5 separate regions of the Homo sapiens genome follow, and regions 1, 2, 4 and 5 are each linked to region 3. The links are chromatin contacts, found by Hi-C or POLR2A ChIA-PET in ENCODE. All regions are on one chromosome and are shown on one strand. Each heading gives the region's core, a stretch centred on a gene start or an enhancer-like site at or near the end of the contact. The rest is flanking DNA. Distances are from core to core; before and after follow the strand shown.

Region 1 (5,710 bases), core at 20-2,519, 800 kb before region 3:
CTTGAGGCCAGGAGTTCAAGACCAGTCTGGCCAACATGGTGAAACCCTGTCTTTACTAAAAATACAAAAATTAGCTGGGCATGGTGGTGTGTGCCTGTAGTCCCAGCTACTCTGGAGGCTGAGGCAGAAGAATTGCTTGAACCAGGAGGTGGAGCTTGCAGTGAGCTGAGATTGTGCCACTGCACTCCAGCCTGGGCAACATAGTGAGACTGAGTCTCAAAAAAAGAGAGAATCACAGAATTGCAATTCAGAGTGCACACACAGCCTAGGTGGTCCTCAGCATGTCTGGAAAACAAAGAGAAGGTTGGGAGTTTTATTAGATATACATATTTTTTGTTTTTGCTTTTTTTTTTGTTTGTTTTTTTGAGTCAGTGTCTTGCTCTCTCACCCAGGCTGGAGTGCAGTGGTTTGATCATAGCTTACTGCAGCCTCAAACTCCTGGGCTCAAGGGATTCTCCTGCCTCAGCCTCCCGAGTAGCTGTGACTACTGCAGTACATCACCACACCAGCTATAATTTTTAAATTTTTTTGTAGAGATGAGGTCTCACTATGTTGCCCAGGGTGGTCTTGAACTCCTGGCTTCAAGTGATCCTCCTGCCTCAGCTTCCCAAAGTGCTACGATTACAGGCGTGAGTTGCTGCACCTGGCCGGGAGTTTTATTAGAAAGAGAAATGTTACATACTGTTCTGAAAGAACGCTCATTGGCACTAAAGAAACTTCTGGGAGCTGGCAGGCTCTGACTCGTGAGTGACAGCAGCAGGTGAAACTAGTGTTAGAGTCACAGCAGGTCATTTTAGCGATTACTAGGGTGAAACTGGTCTCAGGGTTATAGCAGGCTGTTTCAGCTTTGCAGAAAAATCAATTCTTGGAGCAGGTGCTATGTACCCTAACTGCTCTTTTCCCCCGGCCTCTCAACTCTGAGTTAGTTGGGTATGACAATGACCCAGTTTGTATAACCAACTTTCACATATATCAAGTGATGTGTCTATAAGGAAAGTGAGGTCCTAAAGGGCAAGAATTGTGCCCTATTTATCTCTGTACCCTCTGGGCATGAAGCAGAGCCTTTCGTTGATTGAAAAACTGATGAATGAAGGCAGGAGAGGCAGAAAAAAACCCAGAGGCAACTGTGTATATTGTAGCATCTGGTGACGAAGAATGAAAGATCTAGAAAGGGGCTTAGGAATTCCCTCATCCCGTCCCCTTACTTTGCAGATGGTGAGTTTGAGCCCCCGGCAACTGAAGGGACTTGCCCGAGGTGACACATCTGCATAGTGTCAGAATCTCCACTCAGGCACTTTCCACCTCCCTCTGGAGTGTCCGACTTGGTCACAGCCCCTTACGCCCCCAACCCCGACAGTTGCTCTTGATTTTTCTCACTAAGAATTTAGAAAATGAACATGCAGTTTTTCTAGCCTTGGTTTATCTGCATATATGACTTTGTGCTTTGGTGCTAAGAATAGAAGGAGCTGTCAAAATAGCTCTCAGCAATGCTGAGTGTTCAGGAAAAAGAAGCGGAAATGGAAGGGGTACCCTCAGACAGAATGTCACATCCTCCAACTTTAGTTCTGAAGCCACCAGAAAGCCAGGGGTGTCGGCAGGGAGAAGCAGTTTCTGAAGAGGATTTCTTATTCTCCTGGAGGCCAGATGGGTGTGTATTAAGGTCTGGGCAGCAGTGCCTGGCAGATGAGGGGCTCTGACCCAACAATCTAGGGTTACAGCTCTGGGCCAGAGGAGCAGCCCATGCCCTATTTCAGAGAATGTCTGACTGCAGACAGCATCAAGGGCCCACTAGAGGTTGTTTTCATAAATACAGAGACCAGAAACTGCATGATGACAGCTGTGGAGGGTGTAGGGGGTGGGGTTAATCAGGGTTGGGTTTATTAGGAGCACACAAGAAGGAGGGAGGGGGCAAGAGAGTTGAGTGTGTGCAAAGGGGTGATTCTCATGACGGACTTCTTAGTAGAGACAGGGTTTCACCATGTTGGCCAGGCTGGTCTCGAACTCCTGACCTCAAGTGATCCAGCTGCCTCCGCCTCCCAAAGTGCTGGGATTACAGGCATGAGCCGCCTCACCCGGCCCGCATGATGCGCTTCTGTTCTAGGTGGGGGGGGGGGGTGGGGGGGGGAAGGGAAGGCATAGTTGGGGAGGGACAGTGAAAAGGTAGTAGTTATACCAAAGAACTGTATGTTCTTGTGGTGCTGAAGAATTATTGGAGCTGAAAGACATCTAGAATAGCGATCATGGAAGGTTGCAAAGACAGGTCATGACAAAGTCAAAGAAGTGAGCAGCTGAGAAGGGTGAAGGACAAGATCATTGGATGAGTGGATCTCAAGCTGAGTGGACCAGGCGCGGTGGCTCACGCCTGTAATCCCAGCACTTTGGGAGGCCAAGGAGGGCAGATCCCTTGAGCCCAGGAGTTCAAGACCAACCTGGGCAACCTGGTGAGATCCCGTCTCTACAAAAAATTAAAAAATTAGCCAGGTGTGGTATGGTGCACACCTGTGATCCCAGCTACTAGGGAGGCTGAGGTGGGAAGATCACTTGAGCCTGGGAGGTCAAGGCTGCAGGGAGCCATGATCATGCCACTGCACTCCAGCCTGGGTGACAGAGTGAGAGCTCGTCTCAAAAAAGAAGCAGAGTGGTCAGGGTATCACCAACATGGATAAGAAAATAATCAAGGATTATGACAAGAGTGATGTTAGAGTGACAGTAAGCCAGGAAGAGGTGGAAGTGACTGGGACGGGGGATGACTTAACAAAGAGAGTTCATGAGGGTGTTACTCTAGCCACTACAACTGCCTCATTTTTGCAAGAAGATGAAGTAGATCTGATCACTGGAAATAGGACTTTATAACATTCCAGATCTCTGTCACAAAATATTAAACCTTCCTCTTTCTATTTGCATTCTTGACAGAGTTATAATTACCTGCACTCTGAAAGTGAAGGAAAAACTCACTGCCTTCACAAAATCCATCTGCCTTGATTCATATCTCTTGTCTTACATAAGAGATTCACACCCACATTCTATTATGAGGAATTTGGCCTTTTCCCCATGACTGCTTGTGGCAGATTGCATTCTTCAAAGATGGCCACAGTAGTCTAGATCCCATCCACATGCTCTCCTTACAATGTGATGTTGATACTTCTTCACTGAGCCGTGGAGTCTGTGTTTCCTCTTTTGAACTTGGATGGACCTTTTTAACCACCTTAACCAAAAGAATGTGGCCAAGTAATGCTGTGTGATTTCTGCAGCCAGGTTATGTAAAAGGCTCCAGCCTCGCCCTCTCTCTCTCTCTCAAGACATTTGCCCTTGGAGCCCTGCCACCATACTGTAAGGAAGCTCAAGTCACGTGGAGAGGCTGTGTGTGGGCTGTTCTGGCTGACAGCCCCAGCAAGGCCTCCAGCCAACAGCCAACATCAACTGCCAGACATGTGAGTGAACAAGCCTTCTGATGATTCCAGCCCTGTTCTAATCTTTTAAGCTGAGGCCCTAGACATCATGTGCAGAGACAAGATGTGCCCTGTCTAAATTCCCCGCCAATAGAAACAATTAGAGATAATAAACGAAGTGCTGGAGTAATTTGTTGTATAGCAATAGATTGCTAGTATACTGCTAGCATCTAAGAGGTGATGTTTTCACCTCCTAGCACTGACTTCACAAATTCTGACAGGAGACTAATTTTCCTCCCTGGCTCCTCCTTGCCCCCACCCACAGCCTTTTTTTTTTTTTTTTTTTTTTTTTAACATAGAAGTGCCTTCACGTGATTATACCTTAAGAACATTAATCCTTGCAATTACTTTTGGATGGGGAAAAAACAAACACAAATTTGTTAGTTTACCAATTTTTGAGCATTTTCTATGTGCCAGGCATTAAACTGACCTCAGAAAGCCTAGAATCTGGTGGAAGAGACAGATTAAAACAATAAAAATTTGTTTATTTATTTAGAGACAAGGTCTCACTCTGTCACCTAGGCGGAGTGCGGTGGCATGATCACAGCTCAATGAAGGCTTGACCTCCCTGGGCTCAGGTGATCCTCCCACTACAGCCTCCCGAGTAGCTAGGACTACAAGTGTGTGCCATTGCGCCTGGCTAATTATTATTATTATTATTTTTTTTAGTAGAGACGGGGTTTCACCATCTTGCCCAGGCTGGTCTCAAACTCCTAGGCTCAAGCAATCCACCCGGTCAGCCTCCCAAAGTGTTGGTGTGAGCCAACGCGCCTGGCCAAAACAATAAACATTTACAGGAGAGTGTGAGACATGCAAGGAAAGTGAAATTCCTAAGGCTCTAGGGGAGCAGGGAGCAGCATCAAACTCAGCCTCGGGGGTCACTAAAGGTTCTCTGAGGTGTGACAGATCCTAATCTTTTTTTTTTTTTTTTTGAGACAGAATTTCGTTCTTGTCGACCAGGCTGGAGTGCAATGGCGTGATCTCGGCTCACGGCAACCTCCACCTTCGGGGTTGAAGCGATTCTCCTGCCTCAGCTCCCAAGTAGCTGAGATTATAGGTGCCCGCCACCACACCTGGCTAATTTTTGTATTTTCAGTAGAGACAGGATTTCACCATGTTGGCCAGGTTGGTCTTAAACTCCTGACCTCAAGTGATCCGCCCACTTCAGCCTCCCAAAGTGCTGGGATTATAGGTGTGAGTCACTGCACCCAGCCAGGATCCTAATTTTTTTTTTTTTTGAGACAAAGTCTCATTTTGTTGCCTAGGCTGCAGTGCAGTGGCGTGATCTCGGCCCACTGCAACCTCCACCTCCCAGGTTCAAGCAATTATTTGCCTCAGCCTCCCGAGTAGCTGGGATTACAGGCACCTGCCACCACGCCTGGCTAATTTTTGTATTTTTAGTAGAGACAGGGTTTCACCATCTTGGCCAAGCTGGTCTTGAACTCCTGACCTCGTGATCCACCCACCTCGGGTTCCCAAAGTGTTGAGATTACAGGCATGAGCCACCGCGCCCAGCCAGGATCCTAATCTTGGAGGGTAAATTGGGATTGGCTAACTGACGAGGTGCAGGAGAGAACATGCACAGGACTGGCTCCAGCCACCAGTGAAAGTGCAGCTGTAGCACAGGCAAGACACATTTATGCCACACACATTCTACAGGCTCCTAGCGCTAACTTAATTTTGAGGGGGAAGACTGAAGAAATGGGGTAGAAAGTGAACTGGGTCTATGAACTTCTGACCAAGCACTGATTACAGGAAAATAGCTTTTTTTGTAATATTTGGCCATGAACACTCTCTCACCCGGATGAATTTTAATTAAAAGCTTTTAATTTCTCATGATCTGAAGTCATTTTTTCCCCTGCCTGGTGGCCCTCATGCCTGACTCTCTGAGAAGAGGAACAGACGGTAATGATGCTGTAAGAGTCGTTGACTCTTGACGTTCATTCATTTTTAGACTCTTCCTTCCCAACAGATCCTCTTTCTAGCCCATCTTCACACAACCCAGTAGACAGTGCAGGAATAAAACCACAGTCCTGCTACACTCCTCAGCACAGGTCCATCCTGTTTATAATAACAATTAAAAATTATTTTAAGGGAGAAAAGAAAAAAGAAAGGAAATCTGACATAGACTTCCTAGAAAAATTTGGGAAATGAGTAGGAAAGAAATTTTCTCCAATAATTTTTTCTCCCCTAAAAAAGAAATACTTGGGCCGGGAGCAGTGGCTCACGCTTGTAATTCCAGCACTTTGGGAGGCTGAAGT
Region 2 (5,537 bases), core at 2,865-5,364, 920 kb after region 3:
TGCACCTGATCAAAGTATATACTTTCTTCTTTTTTTTTTTTTTTTTTTTTTTTGAGACAGAGTCTCACTTTGTCACCAGGCTGGAGTGCAGCAGCGCGATCTCGGCTCACTGCAACCTCCGCCTCCCTGGTTCAAGCGATTCCCCTGCCTCAGCCTCTGGAGTAGCTAGGACTACAGGTGCCTGCCACCATGCCCGGCTAATTTTTGTATTTTTCGTAGAGACAGGGTTTCACTATGTTGGCCAGGATGGTCTCAATCTCTTGACCTCATGATCTACCCGCCTTGGCCTCCCAAAGTCCTGGGATTACAGGTGTGAGCCACCGCACCCAGCCAAAGTGTATACTTTCTAATATCTATACCCAGTTATCTTTGATGATTTAACTGTATTTTTATAATAACGTAAAATATCTTATTTTTTTATCTTATGCCTTACTATTTTGTCCTCATAAATATCATATTAGGTATATGTGGTCGCTATGAATATTAAAAAGGAAGCAGAGTCAAAACCAAAAAGAGCAATTAAAAATACTGACGATGATGATGACGACTGTGGTACCATCGATGAACTGCCACCAGATAGTTTAATAACACTGGTACAACCTGAACTACCAACACTCAGTCGCCTGTGGTTAGCAGCATTAAAAGATTATGCACTCTTGACTTTACCAGCCGAATTTTCTAGTCAGCTTCCTCCAGATGGTGAGTATTACATTCTGAGTTTTACTTTTATGGAGTTCAAAGTAGTAGTTAAACAAAATAGAGACGGTATAGACTAGCAACAACAGTTGCTATAGTAACAGTTTAAATTTCTGTGGCTTAAGTTTGATGTTGTCTCAGTTAGAATATGTACTCTATATTGAATTTGTAGATAGAAGATATAGAGCTTTTTTGTTGGCTGAAGCAAACATATTAGCAAGCACTGTTACAATAATAGCTGTATGAGCTAGGGTATTCTAAATAGCTATGGGTAACAAGTCATTATGCATAACCATAGATGTATATTGCTGTACTGTTCAATGTTTGTATTTTCATATTCTATTTCAGATTCCTAGTGTGCCAATAAATTATGTTCCTAAAGTGCTTTGCAAATTGTACTTTAGTTTTCTTATCAAAATCAGTGTAGAAATCGTCAACATTTTTTTCTGTTTAGAAAGTGTGTTATTAGTTCCTACTTGAAGAACCCATTCTCCTTCCTATATATTAATGATAAGAATAATGGAGTTCCCCCGCCCCCTTTTTTCCTTCCTTAATCCATCATAACAGCAAGGAGTGATGAGGAAGTCCTCAGTGTTAGTAGAGGAAACAACAGGAGGTGGAGAGGAATAGCAGAAGAAGAAAGAAACAGAGGGAAGAAACAGAGTTCCCTGGTTGTGATAGAAAGAGAAGATGATAGGGTTTTAGGAGCCACTGGCAACAATGAAGAGGTAAATTCTGTGACAACAGGGTAAGAAAAGGTAAGAATACTTAGTGACATCAGCAGTAGCAGAGGAAAGGCTGGAAAACTAGCATCAGTGAGGAAGAGACAGGTATTCCAGTTCATCAGCTACAGAAAAGGGGTTACTTTTGGTGGCTTTATAAAGAGGAGAAGCCCTTTGGCTAGATTTCTCTTTTGTATGTAACAGGTATTTTTGTTAGTGGTTCATAAATGAGCGAACATGTATAATAGTAATATTTTGGCCGGGTGCAGTGGCACATGCCTGTAATCCCAGCACTTTGGGAGGCTGAGGCGGGTGGATTGAGAGTTTGAGACCAGCCTGGCCAGCATGGTGAAACCCCATTTCTACTAAAAATACAAAAAATTAGCTGGGCATTGCGGCGCATGTCTGTAGTCCCAGCTTCTGAGGAGGCTGAGGCAGGAGAATTGCTTGAACCCAGCAGGAGGAGGTTGCAGTGAGCCAAGATCGCACCATTGCACTCCAGCCTGGGCGACAGAACGAGACTTGGTCTCAAAAAAAAAAAAAAAAAAAAAAAAGTAATGTTTTTAATTGATTTGATTGCTTTACAGGTGGAGCATTTTATACCCCTGAAACTATTGATACAGCTAGACTTCACTATCGGAATTCCTGGGCCCCAATTCTCCATGCGGTGGCACTTTGGTTAAATAGCACAGGATTTACGTGCTCAGAGTCTACAGAAGCAGCAGCAATATCTGGTTTACAAAAACGTTCTACATCTGTCAATTTAAACCAGGCATCAGGAGCAGTGGGTAGTGCTAAATCTTTGCCAGAAATTAACAAAGACAGAATGCATCTGATTTTAGGTAGGTCTGTCATATTAATATATTTCAAGATTATCACTTCTGAAAATTCATATCTTTCATTTTAAAGCTATGGAAAGATTTTGTACAGTATAGCACAGTTCAGAGAAGGAAAAGTGAAAGGATTTTTCACCTCACCTTATAAATTGTTAATTGAATTTTTAACCTAGAAATTAAATTATTAAAAACTACTGAAACTACTTAACTGTCATGCTCATTCACACAGCAATATCGAACAATTTTCAGTAAAAAAACGTAATATGTTTTTTATTCAACAACAGGTTTTCTTTTTACTTGGCACTTAACCAATTATCCCATTAAGAAAAAAATGTTTAAGAAGATTTCAGTGAATCCTAATGTAAAATTGCTTTATAAATGCTTTTTTGTTTCTTGTTTTTTTGTTTTTTGTTTGAGACAGAGTTTCACTCTTGTTGCCCAGGCTGGAGTGCAGTGGCGCAATCTCGGTTCACCGCAACCTCCGCCTCCTGGGTTCAAGCGATTCTCCTGCCTCAGCCTCCCAAGTAGCTGGGATTATGGGCATGCGCCACCACGCCCGGGTAATTTTGTATTTTTAGTAGAGGTGGGGTTTCTCCATGTTGGTCAGGCTGGTCTCGAACTCCTGACCTCAGGTGATCCACCCACCTCGGCTGGGTGCTGAGATTACAGGTATGAGCCACTGCACCCAGCTATAGATGCTTTTTTAACATTTAAGAATTTATACATGGTAATGAAGCTTTTAGTGATCTTATGTTTTCTGGGAGTGAAAAGGAACACAATAAGGTGTAATTATCGGATTCATCAGTAGATCTGGTAAGTGAAAATGTGAAAAACTTCCAAAACAATGACTTTACCCCTATGTAAATTAAAAGCAGTTGTTTACTATGATACCCATTGTGCCTCTATAACTTGCCATTTAAAAACTTTGTATGCATGAAAAATTATTTGGCTACCATTTAATGAAAAACAATTTTATAATGTTTGTAAATTTATTTTCTTAATGTATTATTTTAAAAGTCCTAGAAATAAAAACTTAATATCTTCATAATCAACCTGATGGCATGGGAATTCCTTCTTTCACACATAGCTAATTTGAATATTAACCTAATTGCAAAACTACAACCTTATGTTGAGTTTGGCTGTTTAACTTGGAAACCATTTTGAAGTCTACTTTAAGGTATTAATAAATACATGTTAAGGTAATCTGTAAAAACATAAATAGAGAAGAAATATGGGATCAAACAACATAAAGTGTTTTATAAGTGAAAAAACATGTTTTTATTTTGTGCATTTCAGGTGTGAGTATACAGTTTCTTTGTTCCCCTAGACCTGAGGAGCCCATTGAACATGTTACAGCATGCCTGCAGGCCTTACATACCTTGCTAGACTCCCCTTATGCTCGAGTCCATATTGCAGAAGATCAGGTACAGTGTATTGCTATGATAGATACTTGTGTGGTTTTTTTTTGAGTATTGCTTTACAATGGAAAAAAGGATGGATTTTTTTTCTGTATTGGATCCTATTTTAACATGATATGAATACACTGACTCCCTGTATTTATTCACCCAGTTACTTTTACTCTGTGCCTGGTCTGCCTCAAACGTGGTTTGAGGTTATAGATAGTGAAAGCAGTTTCACTGTGCCTGAATTAGGAGATAGGTACAGTGTGGTAAGTGCTATTTTAGTGCATGTAAAGCTGCAATTAGAATAGAGAGGAGGAGCCCGATGTTGTGATAGGAAAGCAAAGGATGGTTTCTCAGAGTGGGCAATGGTTGAATCAAATCTTCAAGAGGAATTAGTGAGGCAACACATGCGGGACGGGTTTTCCTCTCAGAAAGAATAGCAAATACGAACACTAGGAGGCATGAGAGAACACGGCAAGTTCAAGGGCATAGCCATTTACTATGGCCGATATGAATGGAACATGAGGTTGTTAGATGAGGCTGGACAACAAGGTGAAGACCAAATCATGAAGGTTTCTTGATGACATGTAAAAGAGTTTGAACCCTATCCTGAAAGTGATAGGGAATCATTAAAAATGTTTAAGTAGAGGAATGATGTAACTAACTTTATATTTCAGAAGGATCATTCTGTCAGCCCGTAGAGGTAGGTTGGTTTGTAAGAGATGGGAAGGGAGACAGGGAGGCCAGTTCTGAGGCTTTTTTCATAATTCCAGAGAAATGATAACACTAGCCTAGGAAGGCTGAATAAAGGAAGAAGAAAGAGGACCAAGATTGGAAGCTTGAGGATAAATAGCATTTAAAAATTGAGAAGAAGGAAATAAATCAACAGTGGAAACTGCTAGAGAAGTTTCAGGAGAACCAAAAGAGAACAGAGTTATCAAAGACAAGGGAGGAGTTTCAAGAAGGGTAGACAGAGTCTCAAAAGAAAGAATCGAGTAAATAAGCACAGAAATGAGTCTAGAGGAGGCTATTGGTGACCTCCCGCAGAGGATTGTTTGAGGTGACCAGTAGCCAGATAGTAGAAGATTGAGGAGTGAATAAGAGAGTAAAGGAAGTGGAAGCATCTAGGCTGGGAAAGGAAGGAGCCAGATACATAGAGGAGGACATAGGGTAGATAAAAGGATCTGGAGGCTTTGGGAATAGTGCAGGGGGGACATGTGATAAGAAAGACTTGAGCATTGTCATTATACTGACAAGAGTAGCCTAACTAGAGAGAGAAGTTGAAAACATACGAGATATGATCAGAGTCCTTGAAGAATCCCTAGGAAGTCAAATAGGTTAGGATAGGAGCACATAAGGAAAGATTAACCTCAGATTAAGCCTCACATAAGAGGCTGAACACATGATCTTAAGGAAAGAGGTAAAGGTGGCTTTGGTTGCAGTTAAGTCTTTTCCCCCTCTTTGAAATTTCATTTAGGTTCATTGGATGGATTTGGTATGGAAGATTGTGAGTAAGAAGCTTAAAGTGGGTGGCAAAAGTTTGTAGTAGTTGCTGAAGTGAATAGAAGAGGAACTCACCAGAGATTTCTACAATCTGTGGTAGGCAGAGGTTGTAGAAATTCTTGGATATTCAGCTCAGGTTAGAAATTATAAATTTTAGCAGCACTGGACTCTACAATACTATTTAGCTCAATTATTTCCTTCCAATAGGAGAATGATCATCTCTGAATATAAAGCACATTTAAATATGTAAATAATAAATCATTTGTTGCTTGAAAATACATAGGAGTAAAATGTGACCATTTCTCAAGATTTTTACAATGTTCTTATTTGTTACGTAGTCCTATATTTTAATTTTAGCTACCTGATTTCTTTTTTTA
Region 3 (5,290 bases), core at 1,305-3,804:
GCTAGATGTGTAAATGTATTCTACAAAAAAATTGTATCACAAAACTAAATTATCTTGAAAGCTTATTGCAAAAAAATAAGTCACTCTATGCCCATTAATTACAACTGCATTCCAGCTAATATTCACACATCAAGTTTAATCATCTTTATTTTTGTCAATAAAATTATTCAGGCAGGATGTCCATTCGCTGATATAGAGGTCTATTAAAGGAAATCTTCCTATTCTGATTGCTTTCTTTTGCCCATACCTTGGACTTTTACATTAAGAAATATAGCCTAGTTTGAAAATATTTTCATTTAATAAGCAAATAAGTAGAAGTAAAAATCTACCTAGGAAGGAGAACTTATTCTTGAGACAGGACCAGGTTTCAGCAGGTGGGAAAGTCTTATTTTGCTTGGCCCTTTCTTTAGGAACTGCACCAATTCCAAATCATCTCTTCCATGCAGGTCCTATTATTATTTTGCAGATAAGTGAACTGAGGCACACAGGTGTCAAGTCACTTACCCAGTGATCACCCAACTGGGAAGTGAAAACTGTCACCTTTGACAACCTGTTCCTAACTCTTGGATGCACCCACAACATGTGGGAGATTTGGAAAGCATCAACAAGGAGGTGAAGGAGAGTACTGACTGAACAGAGATGCTCAAAGCTGAAATATTATTTCAGAACCACAAAAATTAACTAGAAAAAAATAGAATCAACGGAGCTGATGTTTTAAACAAACACAATTAAAGACTAACAGTTCAAGCTATGTTTGAGTTTTATAACAGCATAAAACAAATGTGCTTCAACACTGATAATTTGAAAAATGACACATTAAAAATAATGTACAAAATACATCAGAGTACTTGCTTGCCTTCAGAATAATTTCAAAGGTTGTATGAAGTCATTTACATAGCTTTTTTTTTTTAGAGTCTCGCTCTGTCACCTAGGCTGGAGTGCAGTGGTACAATCACTGCTCACTGTAGCCTCGACCACTTGGGCTCAAGTCATCCTCCTGCCTCAGCCTCCCTAGTAGCTAGGACCACAAGCGTGGGCAACCACGCCCGGCTAATTTTTACATTACTTGTAGAGAGTGAGTCTCCCTATGTTGCTAGGCTGGTCCCGAACTCCTGGGCCCAAGCAATCCTGCCTCCACCTCTCAAAGTGCTGGGATAAGCAGCATGGGCCACTGCCTCCAGCCTTGTTAGCTTTCATACTTCTAATTATGTTAATAGTATACACTTGTAGTATAAAAAAATATAGTAATTAAAAACTTTACCAAACAGATTTTAAAACTCTAATATTTTAATAATCAGATACAAAGTATTATGTTACGTTTCAATTTGTAAGGTGCTAGTAAATAACAATGGAAAATGACATTTTAATATAGATTATGGCACTTAATTAATGTGTATTATTGTGTAATATTAAAGGTTGAGATGAGAATCAAGTATTCTAAAATGACATCAAAATGTTGACTCTAAAGAAAATAGAATATGAAATGTTTTCTGAAGAAATGTCTGAAGAAACATTTCATTTCCATGTTCTAGTTTTATTTAAAATTAATTTTTTGATGTAGAAATTATGCTTTACTAAATTAATTATAATGCTTTCACCATAAATCTAGCACAGATATTCATTAACTTCATCAGCAGACCCTTAGAGGAGAAAAATATAAAATGCATAACTCTAATAAACTCGGGGAAGGTATGACAAATTTTGCAAGGATAAAGAGACATTACAAAAAAGCCCGAGGTTTAAGTTTCCTAAGAGAATTGCACTGAGACCTTGAACTAGTGATCAGATTTCCTACAGCGTCCTGGAAAACCTGGTACTTTCGAAGTGAATTCTATTGTTCATTTCATCAGGTTTTCATGGTTTTTTTGTATTTTATAATTTATTTTAAATTTAGGGCTCCCAAGTGTTTGCCTCATTCCCCTATGTTGGCAGCACTGATAATCCGGCCTTCGTTTTTGTGTGAAATAGGCACAGACGGAGTCTGAGAGCAAAAAAAACCCCACACAAACAAAAACAAAATGTTTGCGCAAGGCTGAAAGCCGAGCGAGAGCCCAGCAAGTGTCTCTGTTGAAATTCTTTGGGGTTTGCAGGGACCAGCCGGGCCGAGGCAGCAAACTGCCTGTTCCCCACGCACCCCAGAAGGGTCCGCGTGCGAGGAAATACCAGCGACCTCCGGGGCTAGGGCTTCCGTGGCGCAGGGTCAGCGAGGGATGAACCCGGGAAGCCACTATGGGCCGCTGCTCCAGCCCCGGGAACGCAGAGCACCGCTGGCTAGCAGGCTCAAGCTTCGCCAGGGACACACCGACCCGGAAGTGCAGTCGCCCCCACCGCAAGTATTTCCGCTTCCCTCCGCAAGTCCCCGGCGCGGTCCGGCCCCCAGCGGCTGAGCAGCCCCCTCCCAGACTGCGCACGCACCTGTGTTCACTGCGCCGGCCTTTCAGCTGTTGGAGAGCGGAGACCAGGACCTGCTGGCGCGCAGTGGCGGACGGACAGTAGCCCTGGAGCCCGCGGGTCCTAAGGTCCCGCGCCGCGGCCGTCGCGTCCTGACCCAGATAGCGGAGGCGCCGGGGGAGGAGCCCGCGGCCGCTCGGCCCCCCGCTCCCGCCCCCTCTCCCTCTCGTGGTGGGTTCAACTCTACCGGGACTGGCGTTGGGTGCACCTTTTGCAAAATAAAATTGCACGTCGCGGGGCGCCTGGCTCGCGCCGGACCGTGTGTCTCGGCCGTCGCCTCCCTTCGAAGCCGGTCGGCACCTTTTCCCCCGCCTGGGCTCTGGGCCTCCGCGCTAGCCCCAGCGCGTTCCCTCTCGCGTTGCTGCCACTCCGCACGCCCACCGCCAGCTCGCTTCGTTCCGGCTCTCAAACCCACTCCCTCTCCCCTAGTTAAACCTTTTTCTGTGCCCTTTCTAGGCACAACCTTGCACTTTACTCCTCACGACTGAATTAAAGGCAGACGCCTTGCACTAATTACTGATATCTGCAGCCCCGTGTTCATAGCTTTATCTCACGTTTTCTTTTAATGAGCAATTTTGACAGCCTCTTCCTTCTCCCCGCCATTCCGAGTTGCCTTTAGATGAAAGCCGCTGTTTTTTCAGATGCCTGACATTTAAGGTTTTACCCAGCTTTCTGTGGTTTGTATAATGAAACTAATTCTGCTAAATACGCTCTTAAAAACTGGGCCGGGCGCGGTGGGTCACGCCTGTAATCCCAGCACTTTGGGAGGCTGAGGCAGGCGGATCACCTGAGGTCAGGAATTCGAGACCAGTATGGCCAACGTGGCGAAACCCCTGTCTCTACTAAAAATACAAAAAATTAGCCGGGCGTGGTGGTGGACGCCTGTAATCCCAGCTACTTGGGAGGATGAGGCAGGAGAATCGTTTGAACCCGGAGGCAGAGGTTGCAGTGAGGCGAGATCGCGCCACCGCACTCCAGCCTGGGTGATAGAGCGTCTCAAAAACAAAAACAAAACAGTACATACACTGCTTCTGTATTGTCCGCACCTTGAGTATTACTGCCTCAAGCTTAGGTTTGCATAACATTAATCTCTAAACTTCCCACCAATATATTGAGCAGAATTAAAAATGGGTACACTCTTTCTCAAAACAGCAACAGCAGACAACACCCATAAAGCCATGAAGAATCCAGAAGGCTTGTTTTGCAATCCATATACTACTGTTTACGGATAGGGATTCAGGGATTCTATAGGCTCTTTAAGATGATTTTTTGAGCTTCAGGCAAGCCGCATTGAAGAATAAGTAAGCCTGGCCATGGTCATTTTATTAAAAGTAATTTGTAGCAGGGCGCAGTGGCTCACGACTGTAAGCCCAGCACTTTGAGAGGCTGAGGCGGACGGATCACTTGAGGCCAGGAGTTCGTGACCAGCCTGGCCAATATGATGAAACACCATCTCTACTAAAAATACAAAAATTAGCCGAGTGTGGTGGCGCACTTCTGTAGTCCCAGCTGCTCGGGAGGTTAAGGCATGAGAATTGCTTAAACCTCAGAGGCAGAAGTTGCAGTGAGCCGAGATCGGGCCACTGCTCACCAGTCTGGGACAGAATGAGACTCTGTCTCAAAAAACAAGAGCAAAAACCTAAGTTGTATTTGGAAAAAGAGCAGATTAATCTTTAACCTCTCAGATTTGGAACTAGTAAAATATTACCTTCTACAAACCCACTTCACTCCTATTTATTATGGTTTGCAGCAATCTTGCAATATAATGCTAGCTTTATTTAACTAGAATACAATATGATATAAACCGATCATGCAAAACAATTTTCTCTTTTAACAAGATTTAGATACCAAAGAAACATGACTGTCTCTTCGCTAATACTTAAAAGGAGCTTTTCAGTATTTAAAACAAAATTTAAGCTTTTCCAGGAGCCCACTGAGTTGTTCACTGCTGCATCCCCAGCACATTGCACAGAAGAGGCTTTCAATAAAAATGTGACGTATGGGCTGTGAACAAGGCCTTACCAGTCTATTCCAAGAGGAAGATGGCAGCTGATACTGACTTGATCTTCAGGTTCAGGACATAGACTATGTCACACTTGCTCCTTTCCAATACATTTGTTTCTATTCCTTGATGAGTAAAAATTATCTGAAAGGTAGAAACTCAGGGACAGTGACAACCATTGACCTTGGCAAAGCTGTAACTAAATAGCAAAGACAGGCGCTATCTTTGCCAGGTACTGTTGCAGGGGTGACATAAAAAAGCAGAAATGATTCCCCTCCCCACTACTAGGAATGTCAGTCTAAAAGGAATATCTGAAGGAAAAACCAGAACATACTAAGAATCTCAGAGTTGCTGTTATTCATCAAACCAGTACGGCATGACAATCATTTGGGAGGAGTGGGTACAGACCCTTCACGATTTGCCCCAACCTACTTTTCCAGCTTTTCTCCGCTACTTCCACCAGACATCATTCTACACTTCAGCACTAGCTAAGCTACTGATCGTCTCTCCACAAGCTGTATCCTTTTTATCCTGTTCCTTGTGCCTGGAATATCCTGTTGCTTGCCACCCGTCCAAAACCAATTCAACCACTTCAACCTCTTTCCCTTGAGAAGCTACACACTCTCTCCTTCCCCATAAGAAGTATTCATCCATGCCCCATCAAAACTTATGGAAGGACCAGGAGTTTCAATGAATACAAAATGCCTCCCTGCTAGCTTACAGCAAACCTCTCTGGTGTACACTATATAATTACTGCTTGCCAGTGACTGTGTGTTTGTGAGGCTGTGAACATCTTCAAGGATGGTAGCATTTATCTTTGTATCTTGGGAACCTGGC
Region 4 (5,283 bases), core at 1,738-4,237, 680 kb before region 3:
TCACCTAGCACAATGTCTTATAAATTTTATAGATCAGTAACGAGATTTAAAACTAAAGGGCAATTTGAGGCTGGATTGATTATAAAGGCCCTTGACTCTCAATTTCCCTAGGCCTGCCCTAAGCCTGTCTCCTACTCCAGTATAGCTGGAGTCCCCTTTGAGCTGTGGCAATGGGAGCTCTTGGCTGCTGCCTACTTGACAGCAGCGAATTCAATCAAATGTTCAGAAAATAGTCAAAGGTCTGAGGCCGTAATGCATGAGAGGTTCCAGACAGTCATGGCATTTAGGAGCTGTTTCTGCTTTTCTTAGGTATTTCTGGCTACTGGGCAGTGTGTAATTTCTTTGTCTCACCTAAGTGAAATAATGTAGAGTATAATTTATGTCCTCTCTCTTTAGCTCCTCATGCCCTGGTGATGAGCTAGCTAGTATTTTCCTTATCAAAGGACCTACTGTCACTGTCTGAACAACTCATCTGCAACAAGCTCGCATTTCACCCATGGTTAACGAACTGATTGGTGTCCTTTAAAAATGCTTTCTAAGTTTTACTCCCTCAATATTTTTTTTTTTACTCAACTGGGCTACTTACAAAAAGAACAAAGTTTAATACTGGTACATATTGAATTCCACCTGCTGTTTGTGAACGCTGAGCACAGCAGCCCTAGGTTTGGCAAGGCTGGATTTCCTTACCCATTGGTGTGACAGTTGCATTGTAATGTGGTATAATCCATAGGTTGAATGCAGGGCTTTGAGAATTTAAAATATTTGCATCTTCACAAGAAATATTTGGAAAGTTTGTATAAGGCCTAGTAAATCCAGTTGTGAGTGAATAGAATTTACCAAACTAAATTCACCTAGCATATGAAAATGTACATAAAACAAAATTAACAGGTAGTTGCTCATACTTAACAAAAAGATATTTAGTGCTTCTCATCACACTCAATTATTTCACATAATATTCTATTGTTTTCTTTCTCCTAAAAAATAATTGTTTTAAGCTCTCAGCTCTTCTCTTTTAATTTGAGCAAACTAAAAATATCTTGAGAATGGCCCATCTCACCTCATCAAAGAAGTTTCCTTTGTATCAAGTTTATTAATTCACTCATCCTTTCCTGATCTTTGATACTGAGACTGCTATAAAAAGGACAATGGATGCTAAAGATAACACGTGAAGTAGGTTTGTTAGACCTTTTTTTTGACCCTTGGTATCTTCAGCTTTCTGAAGGCCAGGTAATGTCTGCATTCTGAATATGTTAGGGGACATATGAATCCATAGGACATATTTTAAGCAGAATTGTATCATTGTTTCCCTTGTTGCTATTTTACTTTCCCAAACCATTGCAGAGCTTTTTGCCAATGACATTTTCTCATCCGCAGCCAGCTCTGCCACTCTTTTGCTATTTCTTCTGTCGACTTCCATTTTAATTTAAAAAATAAATTTATAATTTTTTTAGTTCTGTTTTGTCAATGTATACCTGCAGCCGCACACACATTTGATTATAGCTGCATAGTGTGGAAAATCTTGCAATTAGATTCCAAAATGACAGCCGGTGTAATTTACAAAGTACAAAAGTGTTATGTTAAAGCACTCTCAGCAATAAATAAAAATAGCTTTTTTGGAGGAGGAAATAACTTTGGAGAGAACTAGGCTGGAGGAGGAAGCAATCTACACTCTTAGGAAAGGAAGAGCCACATCTAGGAAAGCATCCGAGGGACAAGGACAACAGAAACACAAGAGGCTCTTGATCTCAGGCAGTCCTCCAAGAGGCACCTGACAGAGGGCAGTTAGGTTGCCTTGATTTGCCAGTTTCTGTCCTGAAAGATACACTGGACCTTTATTTCCCAAGGACTACTCATTCAGCATTGTTGAGCACCTAAATTGTGCTGGAGATCGCACAGGAACTGGGCTTGCGAAAATGAAAATTGCACACAGTTCCTGTCTTCAGGCGCTCACAGAGTTTTTAAAACAGAACATCTTAAGAGGGAGTTATAAGGGGCCCTGTTGCAAAAAGAGAGCAGCAACTAAAATCTTGGAAAAGCCCTCAGGACACCACAGAGGAAGCAAGCTGTGATCACAGAACTTTGAAAGGCTTTTGTATCTTTCGACAATAAATGATCAAGTGAAGTAAATACATTGTCCAGAAGAGAAAGAATTGGGATGGAGGATGAGATTTTATATGGAAGGATTAAAACATATTTAACTGGAGCAGGGACTTACAGGGACAGGCAAGTCAGTAAAGGGCCCAGGTTACAAACGAGTTATAACCGATCAGACCGACGAGCGCCCGCGTGCAGCGCCTCCTGCCGACGCGCGCCTCGCAGCCTTCAGTCAATGCTGACAGCTGTTCTCCAACACCCAGCTAGGGGCGGGAGGGTCCGCCCACTTCTACCAGATTTTGCACACAAAACAGTGGAAAGACCATTCTCATGGCTCCAAGCCGTTTTCTCCCTTCATCGCCTGCAATTTTAGGGCTTTTCGGGGGGTATGACTGCAGGGATTTTAGAGGTTTTTTTCCTCATTCTCTTTTTAAGAGGTGATAAAAAGCATTTAAATTAGCGGCAGGGCGGTTAACACCCGCAGCCCTAGCCTCTCCGCACTTCTCGTCGCTCGTCCGTGTTCACTCCACGCCTGGCCTCGGGTAGGAGCCGCATAGCGCCAACGGTTGCGGGTCGCAACTACTCCCAGGCGGCGCGCCTTGCGCGCCGGGCCTCCCAGGACCGCGGCGAGTTCAGAAGGCGCGGGGAGAGAAGTGAGGTCGAGCAGCGGGCGGCTTTTGACGAACGGCCCTCACAGCCAATGGGAAGCCCGGTCGACTTTCCCGCCCCTGCCAATAGGGAGCAGAACCCGGGCCGGGGGGGGCGCTTCCCGCAGGCTGCGGCTGGATTCGATCCTGCGCGACGGCCGCGAAGGCGGGGGCGGAGGCTCGGCCTGCGCGGCTGGGAGCGGCTTAGGGGAGGAGGGAAGACCGGAAGCCACGGTTGCGTCCCCATCCTTAGATTCGCTCCTCCGGGCAGGGAGCGGAGACGGAGGAGGAGGAGGGAGAGGCTGAATGTTGGCTCGGTAATTGAGAGGAGCGGCCGCTCCAGAGCTTCCTCCCGGGGCGCCCCCCTCAGTCCGTCCGCGCTTCTCAGCCGCCAGTCTCCTGGCCGCGCAGTCCCCGCGGACGGCCGGGCCGCGGAGACCCTCGCAGAAGAGGCGCTGCCGGCGGCGAGGACTGGCCGGCGGCATCCGAGGCGCGCGCCCCACCGCCACCCCCACCCGCCTGCCAGCCGGTCCCTCCGGCCGCCGCCATGTCCTCCTCCTCTTCCTCCCCCAGGGAGACGTACGAGGAGGACCGGGAGTACGAGAGCCAGGCCAAGCGTCTCAAGACCGAGGAGGGGGAGATCGACTACTCGGCCGAGGAAGGCGAGAACCGCCGGGAAGCGACGCCCCGGGGCGGGGGCGATGGCGGCGGCGGCGGCCGGAGCTTCTCTCAGCCGGTAACAAAGCGCGGCCCCCCTGTCCGCTGTGCCTGGCTGCTCCCCGGGAAGCAGGGCCTCGGTGCGGGGCCTCCCGCTTGCTTCAGTTAGCCTTTTCCGCTGCGCCGACCCGTTTGGGGAAGCGCCCACTCTTCTCTTTGGGGCTCGTATTCTGGCCTCTACCTGTTTCCCGCATCCCGACTGCGAACCCGGCGCCGTCCTGGCCGCAGGCCCCGCAGCGAGTCCACTGCCGGGCCCTGAACTTGGGGAGGGTCGCGGCGCGGCGGCGGCGGCGGGGAGGCGTCGCTTCCGCTCTGGGGGGTTTCGCGGCTCGGGGAGCTCTTTGTTAGTTTAACTCCTCGGGCTCGGGGCCAGCGTCGGGACCACCGGTTCTCTTCAGTCCCTCTGCCCGCAGCAGCCGCGCGTTGGTCACCATCCCGGGATGGTTGCGTCGGTTCTACCGGGAGCTCTCTCCGCCTCGGTCCTATGGAGACCCGTAATTAAATAACAGATTATGCCTTGGCGTTCACATGCTAGTTCCCTTGAAGGTTTAATTTAAAAAATTTTAAAATTAAACTCTTTATAAGCATGGCGTGCATCCTTTGCTCTACCCAATTTTGTGGATTACTCAGTACACTTTTTACCTCTTCGGTTACAACACTTCAACAGAAGTGTTGGCAGCTGTTGGTACACCCCTACCTTCAAGTAAAACAAATCTTAAAATTACTAAAGTTTTTCATTGGTAATTTATTCCACATTTGCCCCATGAAAGGATGAAGTGAGCTCAGGGTTGCATTAAACACACATTCCTAGAGCCAGGTCTTTCTCTTACCAGAAATGTTAGGGGGAGGCAGAAGGAATGTGATCATTTTGTCCACAGCAAGTAGTTAGCTTCAGTTGGATGGAGACTTTAAGGAAACAAAGCGGAGCAAACGTTATTGCCCTTTTTTGGTGCACTTAAGCGGTTTTAATGACTTAGATGTTATTTAAACATTTAACACATGAATTGTGATTAATTCTGCAAACTTTAACAGAATTACGAAACTGTACACATATATCCTACTATTAGGTTAAAAGGGTTTTTACCTTACCTTTTAAAAATAAGACGCACATTAGAAGCCCTTTATAGCCGTTTGAATTTTTAAATAATAAAAAAAAAGGCTGGTCAGTCACCCAGCGTTGCAGTTTCCAGTTACCAGGATGTGAGAGCAAACTTTGCAACACATTTAAAAAAGGAACTTTTTCTCTCAGTCTTGTTACGGTGTTAGCTATTACTTTAGATTTTTGTGCCGAGCTATTTGAAATATTCAAAATGTAACTTGGAAGTGTGAATAAAGGAAATGGTTTTTTCTTAGGAAGTTTCAGTTCAAAGCCAACTCTGTTGTGGAAATTGGAAACAGGAATATTATAACTGATATTTCGATGTATTCGATCAGTGTACCTCGTTGCTAGAAATCTTGCTTGGGTTTTTGTGCAGCATCATGAAATGTCTTCAGGCATTTTGGAAAGATACTTAAATCAGATTATAAAAATTTGTTTTTGAAAACAGATAAAGCATTAAATCAATAGTATTATTTTGGATGTTGGGAAGAAAATAACATATAATTAATGTATCCAAAGCGAAATGTGTGGAGCGGTGGAAATGGCACTGAGTAGGGCTTGGGGGTGGTCAAGAGTCTAGGCTTAGCATACAATTTTTTTTTTTTTTTGAGAGGATCTCACTCTATGGCCCGGGGCTGGAGTGCAGCAGCTCTGGAGTGCAGCAGCTCGTGATCACGGCTCACTGCAGCCTTGATCTCCCTGTCTCAAGCGATCCTCCTACCTCAG
Region 5 (5,504 bases), core at 2,087-4,586, 530 kb after region 3:
CACAGGTAGTGATAGCAGTGACTGTAGTATATGCCAGTATCACAAACAATTTAAAAGTCAGCATACCCACTGAGTATGCATGGACATAAGATTCACTACAAAAAAAAGTTCTCTGTTTAGCTCACTCCAGCTCTCTTCTCACTCCAGCTGCAATTCTATGAACAAAGCATTTCCCCCTAAAACCTTTCACTTTTCCTATCATTTTTTATGTCCACATAAAAGAAGAAAAACAGAATCAAGTATCCATTCCCCTTTGCATCATGAAATATGATGTAGCCTCCCAATAACCAAGGCAAGGTAAAAGAGAATAATCTAGAGGTCATGCCTGTTCACTGGGTCTAACTAATAGGATGCCTGATTTTTCTTTTAATCAGATTGGCTTATTCTCAATGACCATGAAACAGACCCCAGAGGACATGTGGATTGACAATTTTCTGGCCTACAGTGTTATCTCCAGTTACAACCTAAAATCTCTCTGGTCCTCAACCATAACAAGCTACAACTTAAACTCTGGTGCTCTGTGGACACTTGCCCACCTTTCATTTGCCCTCTCTTTTGAGACTATCCCTGATTCCATTGCTATTTATCCACTCATTTAACAAACTCACCATTGCCAGCCTCTGTTCAAATAAGCAAAACAAAAATCCCTGCCTTTGTGGCACTTATATTTCAATGGGAAAGTCAAATAATATAAAACAAACATTTTTGGGGAAACAGGGTCTCACTCTGACGCCCAGGCTGGAGTGCAGTGGCGTGATCATAGCTTGCTGTAGCCTCGAACTCCTGGGCTCAAGCAATCCTCTCAGCTCAGCCTCCTGAGTAGCTGGGACTACAGGTACACACCACCACACCTGGCTTTATTTTATTTTATTTTATTTTATTTATTTATTTTTTTTAGTAGAGACGAGATCTCACTATGTCGCCCAGGCCGATCTTGAACTCCTGGGCTCAAGTGATCCTCCTACCTCAGCCTCCCAAAGTGCTGAGATGACAGGTATAAGCCAACAAGCCCAGACAAAAAGCAAACATATTAAATAGGTAAATTTTACCATATGTTAGAGGGTGATACAGAAATAAGTAGAACAGAGTAAAAAATCTCAAGATTAAAACTTTAAACTGAGGGGAGGGATCAAGCAAGACATCGTTGAAAAATTACAGTTCAGCAAGGAATGGAATAATATTTTTTTAAAAAATAGCCATGCAGGTATGTGGGGAGAAAATATTCCAGGCAGAGAGAACAGCCTGTGCAAAGGTCCTGAGGTAGGATTAAGACTAACATGTTCAAGAAACAGCAAGTAGGCCACTGTGGCTAAGGAAGAGTGAGCAATGGAGGAGACTAGTCAAAGATGAAGTCAGAATGGTGCTCAAGGACAGATCACAGAGGACCAATCAGACCACTGTAAGGGCATTTATTCTGAATGAGATAAGGAATTATTGCAGGGCTTTGAGTAGAGGAGTGACATGACGGGACCTAATTCCTTAAAGAACCGCTCTTCCTGCTGCATGAAGAATAGACTGAAGGGGGCAAGGGTAGAACCAGGAAGCCTTGATAAGAGGCTGTTAAAGTTATCAAGGTAAGAGATAATGGTGGCTTGGACCCAGTGCAGCAGCAATGGGGGTGGTAGAAGGTGATTGGATTCTGGATGTATTTGGAAGATAGACCTGGCCAGGCTACCTTCTGACTGGGTGTGGGATGTGAAATAGAAGAATCAAGAATGACTCCAAGGCCAGGCATGGTGGCTCACACCTATAATCCCAGGACTTTGGGAGGCCGAGGTGGGTGGATCACTTGAGGTCAGAAGTTCGATACCAGCCTCGCCAACATGGCAAAACCCTGTCTCTACGAAGCATACAAAAATTAGCCGGGCTTGGTGGCACACCCCTGTAATCCCAACTACTAGGGAGGCTGAGACAGGAGAATTGCTTGAATCCAGGGAGCGGAGGTTGCAGTGAGCCGTGATTGCACCACTGCACTCCAGCCTGAGCAACAGAGCGAGATTATGTCTCAATAAAAAGAATGACTCCTATGTTTTGGGCTACAGGAAGGTTGGAGCTACTGCCATCCAACAATGTCTGAAGCAGATTTGTGGGGAGGAGACCAGGAGTTCAGTGGGAACTTGCTGAATCTGACCTTCAAGTAGAACTGTTCAGTAGGCCGTTGTACATACAAGTCTAGAAAACATTTGAGAGCTCCAGGAGTTGCCAACATATACATGGTATTTAAAGACTTGAAGCTGGATGAGGTCAACAATGGACTGAGATGGAGAAATGAAGAGGAACAAGAACTGAGTCTTAGAGCCTTTCAAACTTGACAAGTCTGAAGATGAAGAGGAATCAGCAAAAGACACTGGAAAATAGCCACCAGGGTGTTGGAGGAAAATCCCATACAATTCTAATTTCAGTGGGCACACAGGACAGAACATTCTATTCTCGAATCTTCTTTGGTTCCCTGAACCAATGTAAACAAATTCCATACTTCTGAGTGCTTTTTTCTTTATACCTGATGCCCAACCATTTCAAGCCCTCTCCCTGGGTTTCCTGTATAGCTCTGGTAACAGCCAGAGCCACAGCCGCGACATCATGAAAAGCTCAGATGGGCAGCCTCTTTCCTGCTTTGATACATCCCATGTCCAGAGGAAGAACTGTGGATCTAAACAGAACCCACAGATGGTGGCCTACCTAACACTATCAAAACACAGAAAGAATGAATGCTCAAACAAGCTCCCCGTCAGGGTGTTGTGCTGCTTTCAGGAGCCCAGCAGCATGTAGAAGATGATGTGCAGAACTCGAGGAAGAGGATAGATAGACTTGAGGACCCAGAGCATCCTACAACTTGAGACATGTAGCCCACTACCTCTATGAGGATCCTGCCCTATATCCTTGTGGACCATGTGCTGAAGTTGCCCTTAGGAGGAAGCAATGTCTAGGAATTAACTTCTGAGGTTCTGAGAACACAGAAATATCTTCAAAGCTTCATCTTTACAATTGGATTTACATACTGACTCATGTTTGAAATTCTGCCATTATCAGAGTTTAATCACTTGATTTTAAAATGTTTCTAATCAACTCTGCTGTTCCTTATTCTCAGCTCAAAATGGGAACATAGAGTTTGATAGAGAGGAACCGGGAGAAGAGAGAAGGCATGGGATGATGAGGAGGGAGAAAGTCCCCTCCACTTCTGCCTCACCTCCCAGGAAGGAAACTAGTCCATAACAGGGAGGCAGGAAATGTAACCTCCCACCTGGAGTTTCCCCTGTTGACAGATGGGGGAGGAAGTCATGGGGATGAGTCAGAAACTCTTTGAGGGAGGCTTTGCTTGAGAGCTGCCTATGCAAATTGTCTTGGGCTTCCTTTTCTGCCACAGAGGAAACAGACTAAACCTAAAGGCTTTGCTGGTACACAGAAGCCAAAAGGAGATCAAGTGTGACTATTCCGAGGTCAGGTTTCTCGCTCGATGCCTGAAGGAGGTTCAACACCCCCTCCTTCCTCTGCCTACTCCTTCTGGCCTTCTGCCCTCCACCCAATTCTCTGTCTCACCCACAAATCCTACCCAATGCAGAAAAGTACTCCATACTGTGGTTCTTCATTTCTCTTTATTTCATAACCATATTTCTCATCTCTCTTCCCTGGGACTTCCTCAAATGTCCTTCTTTTGAAGGAGAGAGATGAGGAGGAGGCAAGAGGCATACCTAGGGAATTCCCTGGAGTTCAACTGAAACTTGTTGCAGTTCTGTTTCTAAGTCACCATTTCCCTGAGGGCAGCACTTTCAGAACCTACTGGCAACTGAAGTCTAGATCCCCACTCTGAAGCTCAGAGCCTCCCTTTGGCGGGCCTTGGGAAAGGAGGACAGGCACAGACAGCTTACACCCAGCATCTGGCTCCTGGCTGTGAGCTTGGATCTCTCCCTGCATCTGTTCCCTCGGTGCCTAATTCCAGCCCTGTGGGTAGATTTGGTCTTCAATAGCTGTCTGGTGCTTCAAGCTTTGTTTGTCTAGCTAGAAGCTTCAATTCTTGGTTTTTTGTTTTTTTTTTTTACTTCAAATAACCAGGTACTCCATAATACTTGGAGTGTTCATCTGAAAACTCAAAATGAGTCACTTCGATTTGAAACAGAGATACAGGATTAGCATAATAGAGTGAAAAGGCATGAGACTGGGTGCAAATCCCAAAACCTGACTTCTGGCCCAATCTTCATTATTGTATAAACTTGAACAAGTTGCTAAAGCTCTCTGTATCTGAGTTTGCCCCATCTCCTCCAGGATGAAGCAGGGCAGGCCTTGAATGAGGACAGGGGCCCTGAGAGCTGGAGCTGGGAGGTGTAGATGCTCATGGCAGCCAGTAGAGCCAAGAGGCAGAGGGCAAACCAGGTTCTTAGAGAACACAAAAGGCCCAGACCAAGGATACCAAATCTCTCACCACAATCAAGAGTAAAAGCCAGGAGATACACTGTTACATTTTATATAGGGTAGTTGGAGAAGGCCTGTGATAAAGGGACATTTGAGGCAAGTCCTGAAGCCAGAGAAATAGAAGCTGGATCAGTTCTTGAATATTTGTTTAATCACCAAGTATGTATTAAACCTCTGACACACACAAATATCTCCAAGTTGCTGGGAATACAATGATGAAAAACATAGACATAGTCCTTGCCCTCATGAAACCTACAATTTGATCATGAAAACAGGCTGCCCCCCACCCATAGTAAAACAATATTGTAATGACAAGTTGTGATAAGAAAAAAGAAAGAAATGAGTAGAGTGCTGAGATAGAAATATACAGGGAAGGACCTATTCTGGATAAGAGGATGTGAGGAACAGCCTCTGTGAGAAGGCCAAGAAAGAGACAGCAATGTAAATCGGGACTAAAGGAGAATCCCATGTGGAGGATAAGGATGTCCAGAAGCCTCCCTATGGCAGGGGACTGCTTAGTAAGTTCAAGGAACAAAAGAGGGCAATGGCATTTTAGGCCAGAGAGGGAGGGAAAGAGTGGTAGAATGTTGAGTTTCTGGGCCAGGCACGGTGGCTCACGCCTAGAATCCCAGCACTCTGGGAGGCTGAAGCAGGTGGATCACCTGAGGTCAGGAGTTTGAGACCAGCCTGCCCAACATGGTGAAACCCTGTCTCTACAAAAAATACAAAAAAAAAAATTAGCCCGGCATGATGTTGGGCGCCTGTAATCCCAGCTATTCAGGAGGCTGAGACAGGAGAATTGCTTGAACCCAGGTGGTGGAGGTTGAAGTGAGCCGAGATTGCACCACTGCACTCCAGCCTGGGCAACAGAGTGAGACTCTGTCTCAAAAAAAAAAAAAAAAAAAAAGATTGTTGAGTTTCTGAGTGGGGAGGGCCTTGTAGGCCATAGTAAGCCATAGTTAAGGAGTTCATATTAATTCTCAGTGCAGTGAAAAACCATCACAGGGTTTTATGCAGCATAGCAATGAGACCTGATTAATGTGTTTAAAACATTTCTCTGACTGTTGCATGAAGTCTAGAATGAAGCAGGGTGGAAT

What was found. A loop is a pair of places that touch in the nucleus more often than their neighbours do. ChIA-PET counts read pairs that join two places held with the same protein, here RNA polymerase II (POLR2A). Pooled maps may share reads with other maps.
Region 1: a pooled map shows a loop between it and region 3 (2.6-fold over the local background). The contact joins the enhancer-like site here to the promoter of RMDN2 in region 3. A Hi-C loop is called at or near these places in 1 of 37 single-sample maps with no recorded cell type and 2 of 50 pooled maps. POLR2A ChIA-PET finds 5 or more read pairs at or near these places in 2 of 52 experiments (B cell and MCF 10A).
Region 2: a pooled map shows a loop between it and region 3 (2.8-fold over the local background). The contact joins the enhancer-like site here to the promoter of RMDN2 in region 3. A Hi-C loop is called at or near these places in 1 of 168 maps with a recorded cell type or tissue (OCI-LY7), 2 of 37 single-sample maps with no recorded cell type and 5 of 50 pooled maps.
Region 4: a map with no recorded cell type shows a loop between it and region 3 (4-fold over the local background). The contact joins the promoter of HNRNPLL here to the promoter of RMDN2 in region 3. A Hi-C loop is called at or near these places in 9 of 37 single-sample maps with no recorded cell type and 13 of 50 pooled maps.
Region 5: a loop to region 3 is called in a pooled map, with 8 times the contacts of the local background. The contact joins the enhancer-like site here to the promoter of RMDN2 in region 3. A Hi-C loop is called at or near these places in 9 of 37 single-sample maps with no recorded cell type and 10 of 50 pooled maps. POLR2A ChIA-PET finds 5 or more read pairs at or near these places in 5 of 52 experiments (HEK293, MCF 10A, T-cell and 2 more).

What each region holds. Positions count from the first base shown.
Region 1 is chr2:38,718,446-38,724,155 of GRCh38, reverse strand. All of the region lies in intron 4 of GALM (galactose mutarotase), which reads right to left. All of the region lies in intron 1 of LOC124905993 (a long non-coding RNA gene), which reads left to right. Among named protein-coding and RNA genes, the nearest start is that of SRSF7, 30 kb to the left of the region's middle. RefSeq lists an enhancer at 1,033-1,082 and a silencer at 1,873-1,932. Within about 2 kb of position 1,269, at least 9 of the 41 ENCODE cell types and tissues checked have a DNase peak (open chromatin) inside an H3K27ac peak, as active enhancers do.
Region 2 is chr2:37,003,773-37,009,309 of GRCh38, reverse strand. HEATR5B (HEAT repeat containing 5B) reads left to right here. Exons shown (of 36, transcript NM_019024.3): 28 at 462-699; 29 at 2,006-2,260; 30 at 3,551-3,678. Among named protein-coding and RNA genes, the nearest start is that of STRN, 40 kb to the right of the region's middle. Within about 2 kb of position 4,114, at least 2 of the 41 ENCODE cell types and tissues checked have a DNase peak (open chromatin) inside an H3K27ac peak, as active enhancers do.
Region 3 is chr2:37,922,551-37,927,840 of GRCh38, reverse strand. It overlaps RMDN2 (regulator of microtubule dynamics 2), which reads right to left and starts at 2,554. Exons shown (of 11, transcript NM_001170791.3): 1 at 2,416-2,554. RefSeq lists a silencer at 2,500-2,739.
Region 4 is chr2:38,600,632-38,605,914 of GRCh38, reverse strand. HNRNPLL (heterogeneous nuclear ribonucleoprotein L like) reads left to right here and starts at 2,987. Exons shown (of 13, transcript NM_138394.4): 1 at 2,987-3,477. The coding sequence starts at 3,289. RefSeq lists silencers at 2,808-2,877, 3,098-3,147, 3,168-3,267.
Region 5 is chr2:37,388,408-37,393,911 of GRCh38, reverse strand. No RefSeq gene overlaps it. Among named protein-coding and RNA genes, the nearest start is that of QPCT, 47 kb to the right of the region's middle. RefSeq lists an enhancer at 3,619-3,808. Within about 2 kb of position 3,336, at least 15 of the 41 ENCODE cell types and tissues checked have a DNase peak (open chromatin) inside an H3K27ac peak, as active enhancers do.